Linked DNA regions of Homo sapiens: region 2 is linked to region 1. Evidence: chromatin contacts called from ENCODE Hi-C or POLR2A ChIA-PET data. All regions are on one chromosome and are shown on one strand. The core of a region is the stretch at or near the end of the contact, and the rest is flanking DNA. Distances in the headings are between cores, read along the strand shown. Region 1 overlaps RPA2 (replication protein A2). Region 2 overlaps PTAFR (platelet activating factor receptor).

Region 1 (4,348 bases), core at 1-2,500:
GTTACTATAAATCAATTGACCTGCCAGGCCTAGATAGATAAGAAATGCTCAGGGCTGATTCCATTTCCTGTCCTGTAAAATTAGGATAATAATTCCTATCTCAGAGTTGCGTGCTGATGAGGTAGAGAACTGCTGTTACTTAGGTGCTCTGTAGATTGTGGCTATTAAATACGTTACTGACACTAACCCTGAGGACCTTGAAGGGTTTGAAGGTTTCAGAGTGTTTCCTTTGCTTCCCACAACTTTACTTCCCTGAGAGGGACCAACGGGGTTTCAGTGTGTGGCTGGAAAAGGGGGACTTTTAAAGACAGTGGTTTCTACTAGGAGATTTTGTGTGCAAGTGTGACTACAGCTTTAGATCCTTGTTTTCCTGCTTAGACTGTATTTAAGTGAGGCCCTGTTGTCTTTCCTTTGCACAATTTGGGAGAGGGATCCAAGACAGCCCTAATAGCCATTGTCTCCATGAATAAGCTCTGTTTTGCTATTTTACTGGCATTTCTCCCTGTGAGAGCTTTCTATGTGCAGAATACTTGTGAATTCTTAGCTAAGGTAGAAAGTTGGGAGATAAGCGAAGTTTGCATATTTGGCCATATCCAAAAGGCAGTTTCCTTCTGAATTGGCCTGAAAATGACCTTTTTTTTTTCTTCTTTCTTTCTAGGCAAGCTGTGGATTTTCTGAGCAATGAGGGGCACATCTATTCTACTGTGGATGATGACCATTTTAAATCCACAGATGCAGAATAACTGGATCTAACTGGGTACCTGAGATATTTTACAGCTGGACCTAGTTTCACAATCTGTTGTCTCCAGCTCTGCATATGTCTGGCCAGGGGGCTTCTAGGAAGTAGGTTTCATCTATCAAATGTCTCCTCTGACTTCCTTTTGAAACTTACTGCTCTTCTGTTTTATTTTGTTTTGTTTGAAGCTCAGAGGGAGATGGGCAATTGACAGGGATGCAATCCAGGGTGGGATTTCTTGAGGAAGTTACAAATAAGCTTGTTACAACATCAAGATAGATGGAATTGGAAGGATGCTACCAGGAGAGTACTTACATAGTGCTCAGGAGTTTCTCTTCTTAAAATGTTTACTGCTGAAAGATGAGCAGGACCAGGGCGTTATAGGCAGAGCCCTAGCCGAGAAACCTGCTGGCCTCTGCCTGTTTTCATTTCCCACTTTGGTTGTGTGGCATTACTTTCAGAATTGCACTTTCCTGCTTGTCATGACTTTTTGACACACTTGCCATGACGTGTGTTTCTGTGAACATGAAGTTCTGCGGTAGTGCCTCCAGGGGCAGAGGAAAAGAAGAAGTGTTACTGCATTTTGTACAAAATAAATACAGTCATATGTTTAATAAAACAGTTCTATTGTAGTAACTTGTAAAAATTCTCGTTTTTCTTTCTGAGCAGTGTAATGACCACTTTATCATCTGAGGCAGTGTAACATAGTGAAACTTGGATTTGAATTCTGGCTTTCCCACTTTTTAGTTAGAATCTTGAGCAGGCTATGTCAGCTCTGAGAACCTCCATTTCCTCATTTACAAAAAGAAAACGTTATTTCCCCTGGGTTTGTTGTGAAGATTGAAAAAAACATAGTCTGTAAAGCGTCTAAATCTAGTATTGCCATTTAAAGGGATTATATAATGGACTTTAATGTTGACTCTTTGGCAGTGTGTGATCATGTAACTGAATCAAATAGCTACCCATTTGGCCTCAAGATGAGACTTTCCAAAAGCCTATGGTCATTTTTTGGCCAACTTGATTGGCTGTTTCTTACAGAAAAAGAAACTAGTTCAATGATGTTTTTGACAACTCCTGAAAGTAATCTACATCTTGAATAAAAGAACCAATTTTGAGATAAAGTTAGTGAGACGTAACATCCCAATAAGAATTCTCTGGCCGGGCGCGGTGGCTCACGCCTGTAATCCCAGCTCTTTGGGAGGCCGAGGCAGGCAGATCACAAGGTCAGGAGATCGAGATCATCCTGGCTAATTCGGTGAAACTCCATCTCTGCTAAAAATACAAAAAATTAGCCAGGCAAGGTGGTGGGCGCCTGTAGTCCCAGCTACTCAGGAGGCTGAGGCAGGAGAATGGTGTGAACCCGGGAGGCAGAGCTTGCAGTGAGCCGAGATTGCACAACTGCATTCCAGCCTGGGCAACAGAGCGAGACTCTGTCTCAAAAAAAAGAATTCTCTGCTTTAACTCTGTTTCTAAATGAGATCTAGCAGCTGTGTAGAGAAGGCTCCACCTACTTGGTTTCTAACAGTGGATGAATGTATGGTTGTTTTCTATACATGCAGAGTTGTTAACATCTGCGGAACTATGCAAATGTGTAAAACTCAGCCAGCATGTTCATTTGCAAGTGTGTTCCTTCTTGGTTATTTTCTCAAAGAACAATGACTAAAAACAAGTAAAATCGTGTATTTGAATTTGGAATATATGACGGGATACTTTTATGGTTGGTAAACTTCTCTTTCTAGTTATGAAGCTGGGTGCCCTCAAATGGGCAAAGCGGTAGCAGTACTTGTAGGTGGAAGTGGTTTTCTTTTTTCTTTATTTTTATTTTTATTTTTTTTTAGACAGAGCCTTGCTGTGTTGCCCAGGCTGGAGTGCAGTGGTGCAATCTCAGCTCACTGCAAGCTCCGCCTCCCATGTTCAAGTGATTCTCCTGCCTCAGTCTCCCGAGTAGCTGGGACTATAGGCGCATGCCACCATACCCAGCTAATTTTTGTATTTTTAGTAGAGACAGGGTTTCACCGTGTTAGCCAGGATGGTCTCGATCTCCTGACCTCATGATCCGCCCACCTTGGCCTCCCAAGGTGCTGGGATTATAGGCGTGAGCCTGACCGGTTTTTTTTTCTTTTGATAAAAATCAGATGACGACTTAGCAATTAACAACTGCTTGTTAATTTAGTGCTTATTGGATACCTGCTGTATCAACCCGTAGGTCAGGTACTAGGAATATAAAGCACAATAAGAGATTGGCGTCACGGGACAGGCTGGTTCAGCATTCCCAGCAGCACAGAATAGTTGCTCAGTGGTGCTGGATTCCCTGCCATCTTGCCATTTCCACAGTCTCATGGGGGTTGTGTGATTTCTGACCGCTGCTGGGACCTGTGGGATGAGCACAGGCAGGAGAGCCAGCCAGGCCACTTCTCAGAATGAAACTCCAGGCTTTGTAGAGCTTCTGCTCTGCTCAGGCAGGACAAACTTGCATCTTGGGCATTTGTGGTCCACCTGATAGGTCACATGTACAGTGTTCTCTTGGCCCATTGTTGAGATAGCCGTGTGACCCAGGTTCTTAGAAACCACCAGTGTCACGGCCTAGCAATGGGTCCAGCCTGCTCATAGGAGAATCCCTACATATACAGGTGGGAAATGAGGCTCCTTGGAGAATAGTACTACTTTATTGGGTTTAACTAGAGGAAGGCCACTAAGAATTAGTATCTGGTGTGGATTAATAGATTTGTTTTTAAAAATGCAGTTGGCGGAAGGGAAGTCCAACCCATTGATAAGTTTTTGAGCATCCATCTCCAGGTTATAGTCATTTGTTTAGCAATTATTTATGTCTACTACTGTATTGGTATGTTAAATATAATCATTCAAAGGTAGAAATGAGAAAGAATATTAAAAATCAATATGGGGCCAGGCACAGTGGCTCACACCTATAATCCCAGTACTTTGAGAGGCCAAAGTAGGAGGATCACTTGAGGCCAGGAGTTTGAGACCAGCCTGGGCAACATAACAAGACGTGCCATCTCTAAATAAATTAAAAAATGTGAAGGGATGTGCTAAAAATTACTTTCTGTCTCCCAGTGATCATCTTGTGTTTCCCTAGGGCTGTGTGCTCCCCACTTTGGAGACCACTGCCTAGGGGGAATCCCTAGTCCCATTATAACACCCCACCACCCTGTGGCTTATTCCAGGGGTAAAGAAAATAAATGCACTCTGAGGCTGGTATCTACCTCTAGTTGGATCCCTGCTAATCCTCATTGTTCTGACGAAACGGCCAGACCCAGTGGCTCACGCCTGTAATCTCAGCACTTTGGAAGGCTGAGGCGGGTGGATCACCTGATGTCAGGAGTTAGAAACCAGCCTGGCTGACCGGGCGTGGTGGCTCCTGTAATCCCAGCACTTTGGGAGGCTGAGGTGGGAGGATCACCTGAGGTCAGGAGTTCAAGACCAGCCTGACGAACATAGAGAAACCCCATGTCTACTAAAAATACAAAATCAGCCCGGCATGGTGGCTCATGCCTGTAATCCCAGCTACTCGGGAGGATGAGGCAGGAGAATCGCTTGAACCTGGGAGGCGGAGGTTGCGGTGAGCCGAGATCGTGCCATTGCACTCCAGCC
Region 2 (5,670 bases), core at 1,149-3,648, 280 kb before region 1:
TGAGCAGAGGCTGAGTCTCCTCAATGTAATATACATATCTGGGGCCAGGATGAGGTCCCCAATGAGAAGGAACACTGGGTAACTCTGACTGGTACCCAGATCATCCTCATCCCTCGTGCCCTAGACCCTGTCCGTAACCTCTCCCAGACATGGTGCTTCATTCATCAGCCAATAAATGTGCATGGTCCCTTGCGCTGGGAATTGTAGGGAGCCTGGCACAGAATTCCCCAGAGGTCAGGATTTCTCCTCCCTTAATTCGTCGCTCAAATCCTTCTGCATCTTGGAGAAATGGTATTGAAACCACTCTGTGAGAGGTAACATTAGAGGGTGTGGTCGGCACGGCCAGGTCAGGGCACAAATATCAAGCAACAGGGCATGTCAGAACAGGAAGTAACTCATGTATTGAGTACCTTCTATATGCCTAGCACTGTAGAGGTTGTCTGTCTTCAACATCAGGGCTATCCTGTGAGGTCAAGTTTTTTTTTTTTTTTGAGATGGAGTCTCGGTCTGTCACCCAGGCTGGAGTGCAGTGGCACAATCTCAGTTCACTGAAACTTCCCCCTCCCGGGTTCAAGTGGTTCTTCTGCCTCAGCCTCCCATGTAGCTGGGATTACAGATGTGCGCCACCACACCCAGCTAATTTTTGTATTTTTAGTAGATATGGGGTTTCGTCATGTTGGCCAGGCCAGTCTTGAACTCCTGACCTCAGGTGATCTGCCTGCCTCGGCCTCCCAGAGTGCTGGGATTACAGGTGTGAGCCACCCCACCCAGCCTAATTTGTATTAATTATTTATTTATTATTTTTATTTATTTTTTGAGATGGAGTCTCGCTGTTGCCCAGGCTGGAGTGCAGTGGCACAATCTTGGCTCACTGCAGACTCTGCACCCCGGGTTCACGCCATTCTCCTGCCTCAGCCTCCCGAATAGCTGGGACTACAGGCGCCCACCACCTTGCCCAGCTAATTTTTTGTATTTTTAGTAGAGACAGGGTTTTACCGTGTTAGCCAGGATGGTCTCGATCTCCTGATCTTGTGATCCGCCCGCCTTGGCCTCCCAAAGTGCTGGGATTACAGGCGTGAGCCACCGCGCCGGGCCCTTATTTTTATTTTTAAGAGATAGGGTCTTGCTCTGTTGCCCAGGCTGGAGTGCAGTGGTATGATCATAGCTTACTGTAATGGACCCAAGTGATCCTGCAGCCTCAGCCTCCATAGTAGCTAGGACTGCAGGCATGTGCCACCATGCCTGGCTAATTTTTTTTTTAATTTTTAATTTTGTAGAGACAAAATTTGGTTATGTTGCTCAGGCTGGTCTTAAACTCCTGACCTCAAGCAATTCTCTTACCTCAGCCTCTCAAAGTGCTGGCATTATAGATGTGGGCCACCTTTCCAGCCTCAATGTTGATGCTATTCCCATTTTATAGATGAGGAAAGTGGGACTGGCCCCAGCGAATCTAAGAGCTGGGAGTGGCTAGAGCTGGGGTGTGAGAGTTTGGAAGCGAAGAGTGAGGGACACTGTGACTGTGTGTGTACAGAGGCTCACCTGTCTATTTAGTCAGTATTTCTCATGTGTTTGCTATGTAGGAGGCCCTGTGATGGGTATTGGTGATATGCCAGAAGCCTTGGCCCTTGGGAATTCCCAGTCCAAAAGGAGAGAGAAATCAACAGCTATGATAATGCAATGTGATAGATTGTTATGGGAACTTGAGGTGGAATTTCCAACTCTGTCTGGGGTAGGGAAGTAAGAGTAACAATAGCCAACATTCAATGAGCTCTCACTGTAGACCAGACCAGGCATCTTCTTTTTTTTTTTTTTTTGAGATGGAGTCTCGCTCTGTCGCCCAGACTCCAGTGCAATGGCGTCATCTTGGCTCACTGCAATCTCTGCCTCCTGGGTTCAAGTGATTCCCCTGCCTCGGCCTCCCGAGTAGCTGGGATTACAGGCATGCACCACCATGCCTGGTTAATTTTTGTATTTTTAGTAGAGATAGGGTTTCACCATGTTGGCTAGGCTGGTCTCGAACTCCTTACCTCAAGTGATCTGCCCGCCTTGGCCTCCCAAAGTGCTGGGATTACAGGTATGAGCCACTGCGCCCAGCCCTGATAAGGACTTTATACACATTATTTCATTGACTCTTCACACCACTCTGGAGAGGTATGTGCCTGGGTATTATCAGCTCCATTTTCAGTGAGGGACCTGAGAATCAGAGGGAGGACATGCTTGGCTGTGGTTCTGTGGTAGGAAGTGAGAGAGGTAAGATCTGAACCCAGGTTTGTCTGACTACAGAGTCTGACTCCAGAGTCTGTGCTCTTAACCACTGTTCTCTAAATACTGTACATCCTTTATTTCGCTTGATGAAAGAGATGTGGTTTACAAATGAGGCCCGAAGGCGGCAAGCAGTTTTACCAAAGGTTGCATAGCTTTTAAGTCATAAACTGAGTCATATGACTCTAACTTAAAAATACACAATGTACTTTCAAATTTGTCGTCTCTTAGGCCCATTGATTTTTTTTTTTTTTTTACTGTGGTGAAAACCGTAACATAAATTTACTCTCTTAGCATGCATTTTGAAAAATTTATTTTATAGAGACTGGGGTGTTGCTATGTTGTCCAGACTGGTCTCAAACTCCTGGGCTCAAGTGATCCACTCATTTTGGCCTCCCAAAGTGCTGGAATTACAGGCCACGTAATTCCAGCCATGTGCCTGGTCCCTGTTAACATTTTTAAAGTGTATAGTTCAGTCATGCTACCTATATTCACATTGTTGTATAATAGATCTCTAGAATGTTTTCTTTTCTTTTCTTTTCTTTTTTTAAATCCTGCGAGTGCCAATAGAATGTTTTCAACTTGGCTGGGCGCAGTGGCTCATGCTGGTAATCCCAGCACTTTGGGAGGTCAATGAGGGTGGATCGCTTGAGGTCAGGAGTTCGAGACTATCCTGGTCAACATGTTGAAACCCCGTCTCTACCAAAAATACAAAATTAGCTGGGTGTGGTGGTGCATGCCTGTAATCCCAGCTACTCGGGAGGCTGAGGCAGGAGAATCGCTTGAACCCAGGAGGCGGAGGTTGTGGTGAACCAATATCATGCCACAGCACTCCAGCCTGGGTGACAGAGTGAGACTTCATTTCAAACAAACAAACAAAAAAGAATGTTTTCATCTTGCATGACTGAAACTCTACATCTGTTGAACATCTCTCTATTTTCCCCTCCTCCCAGCCCCTGGCAACCACCGTTCTACTTTTGGTTCTATGCGTTTGATTACTTTAAATGTCTCATATAATAAGTGGAATCATATAGTATTTGTCTTCCTGTGAGCTGGCTTATTTCACTTAGCAGAAATGTCTTCAAGATTCATCCATGTTGTAACATGTGTCAGAATTTTCTTCCTTTGTAAGGCTGAGTAATATTCCATTGTATGTATATACCACATTTTGCTTATCCATTCATCTGTCCATGGACATGTTAGGTGTTTCCACGCTTGATGATTGTGAATAATGTTGCTATGAATATGAATGTGCAAATGTCTTTTCAAGATCCTGTTTTCTGCCGGGCGCGGTGGCTCACGCCTGTAATCCCAGCACTTTGGGTGGCCGAGGAGGGCGGATCACGAGGTCAGCAGATTGAGACCATCCTGGCTAACACGGTGAAACCCCTTCTCTACTAAAAATACAAAAAAAAAAAAAAAAAAATTAGCCGGGTGTGGTGGCGGGCACCTGTAGTCCCAGCTACTCGGGAGACTGAGGCGGGAGAATGGCGTGAACCCGGGAGGCGGAGCTTGCAGCGAGCCGAGATTGCGCCACTGCACTCCAGCCTGCGCTACAGAGCGAGACTCCATCTCAAAAAAAAAAAAAAAAAAAAAAAAAAGATCTGGTTTTCAGTTGGGCGTGGTGGTTCATCCCTGTAATCCCAGCACTTTGAGAGGCCAAGGTGGGCGGATCACTTGAGGTCAGGCGTTAGAGACCAGCTTGGCCAACATGGCGAAACCTCGTCTCTACTAAACGTACAAAAATTAGCCGGGCGAGGTGGCGGGTGCCTGTAGTCCCAGCTACTAGGGAGGCTGAGAACCGCTTGAACGCGGGAGGCGGAGGTTGCAGTGAACCAAGATCGTGCCACTGCACTCCAGCCTGGGCGACAGAGTAAGGCTCCATCTCAAAAAAAAAAAAAAAAAAAAAAAAAAAAAATCCCGTTTTCAGTTCTTTTGAATATATAGTATACCCAGAGCGGAACTGTTGGGTCATATAATCATTCTAATTTTAGTTTTTTGAGGAGCTTCTATACTCTTTTCCATAGTGGCTGCACCGTTTTGGAATCCCACGAACACTATGCGAAAGTTCCAATTTCTCACATCCTTGCTGACACATTTCTGTTTTACTGATAGTGGCCATTCCAGTGGGTTTGAGGTGATATTGCATTATGGTTTCAATTTGCATTTCTCTGATGATCAGTGATATTGAGCCATCTTTTCACATGTTTATGGTCATTGGTATATCGTCTTTGGAGAAATGTCTATTCAGGTTCTTTGCCCATTTTTTAAATTGAATTTTTTGTTATTGTTGTTACTGAGTTGTAGGAGTTCTGCATATTAACCCCTTATCTGATATCTGGTTCCATCCGAAAGGTTGCCTTTTCTCCCATCCACAGGTTGCCTTTCCACTCTGCTGATTGTTTTCCTTTGCTTCATGGAGATTATTTAAAGTTTGCCAAAAAATAGTTTATTTGTGCTTTCGTTGCCTGTGCTTTTGGTGTCATATCCAGGAAATTATGACCCATTCCAATGTCATGAGGCTTTTTATTGTTTTTAATGTAAATAACTAATTAATTAATTTTTTTGTTGTTTAGAGACAGAGTCTCCCTCTGTTGCCTAGGCTGGAGTACAGTGGCATGATCATAGCTCACTTCAGCCTTGAGCTCCTGGGCTCAAGGTATCCTCCTGTCTCAGCCTCTGAATAGCTGAGACTACAGGTGCATGCCATCGTGCTCAGCTAATTTTTTAAATTTTGTGTAGAAACAAGATCTTGCTACGTTGCCCAGGCTGATCCCAAACTCCTGGCTTCAAGCAATCCTCCTACCTAGGCCTCTCAAAGTTCTGGGATTACAGGCATGAGCCACTGTATCTGGCCTGTTGTGAAGCTTTTTTTTTTTTTGAGATGGAGTCTTGCTCTGTTTCCCAGGCTGGAGTGCAATGGCACGATCTTGGCTCACTGCAACCTCCGCCTCCCTGGTCCAAGTGATTCTCGTGCCTCAGCCTCCCGAGTAGCTGGGATTACAGGCACCCGCCATCATGCCTGGCTACTTTTTGTATTTTTGTAGAGACGGGATTTCACCATGTTGGCCAGGCTGGTCTTCAACTCCTGACCTCAGGTGATCTGCCCACCTTAGCCCCACAAAGTGCTGGGATTACAGGCGTGAACCACCACACCCCGCCAAGAAGCTTTTATCCTATGTTTTCTTTGAGGAGTTTTATAGTTTCAGGTCTTATGTTTAGGTCTTTAATCCATTTTAAGTTAATTTTTGTATAATATATGGTGTAAGATAAGAGCCCATCTTCATTCTTCTGCATGTGGATATCCATCTTTCCCAGCACTTTTCGTTGAAGGGACTATTCTTTCCCCATTGTGTAATCATGGTCCTCTTGTCAAAGATTATTTGACTATGTATGTGAGGGTTTATT

Evidence for each region. Hi-C counts contacts between places; a loop is a spot of excess contacts on that map. ChIA-PET counts read pairs that join two places held with the same protein, here RNA polymerase II (POLR2A). Pooled maps may share reads with other maps.
Region 2: a pooled map shows a loop between it and region 1 (4-fold over the local background). The contact joins two enhancer-like sites. A Hi-C loop is called at or near these places in 3 of 37 single-sample maps with no recorded cell type and 4 of 50 pooled maps. POLR2A ChIA-PET finds 5 or more read pairs at or near these places in 1 of 52 experiments (WTC11).

The regions. Positions count from the first base shown.
Region 1 is chr1:27,888,558-27,892,905 of GRCh38, reverse strand. RPA2 (replication protein A2) reads left to right here. Exons shown (of 9, transcript NM_002946.5): 9 at 659-1,382. The coding sequence ends at 743. Among named protein-coding and RNA genes, the nearest start is that of THEMIS2, 18 kb to the right of the region's middle. RefSeq lists a silencer at 2,072-2,141. Within about 2 kb of position 1,250, at least 9 of the 41 ENCODE cell types and tissues checked have a DNase peak (open chromatin) inside an H3K27ac peak, as active enhancers do.
Region 2 is chr1:28,166,144-28,171,813 of GRCh38, reverse strand. All of the region lies in intron 1 of PTAFR (platelet activating factor receptor), which reads left to right. Among named protein-coding and RNA genes, the nearest start is that of PTAFR, 7.7 kb to the left of the region's middle. RefSeq lists enhancers at 280-329, 340-409, 450-559, 600-649. Within about 2 kb of position 2,398, at least 4 of the 41 ENCODE cell types and tissues checked have a DNase peak (open chromatin) inside an H3K27ac peak, as active enhancers do.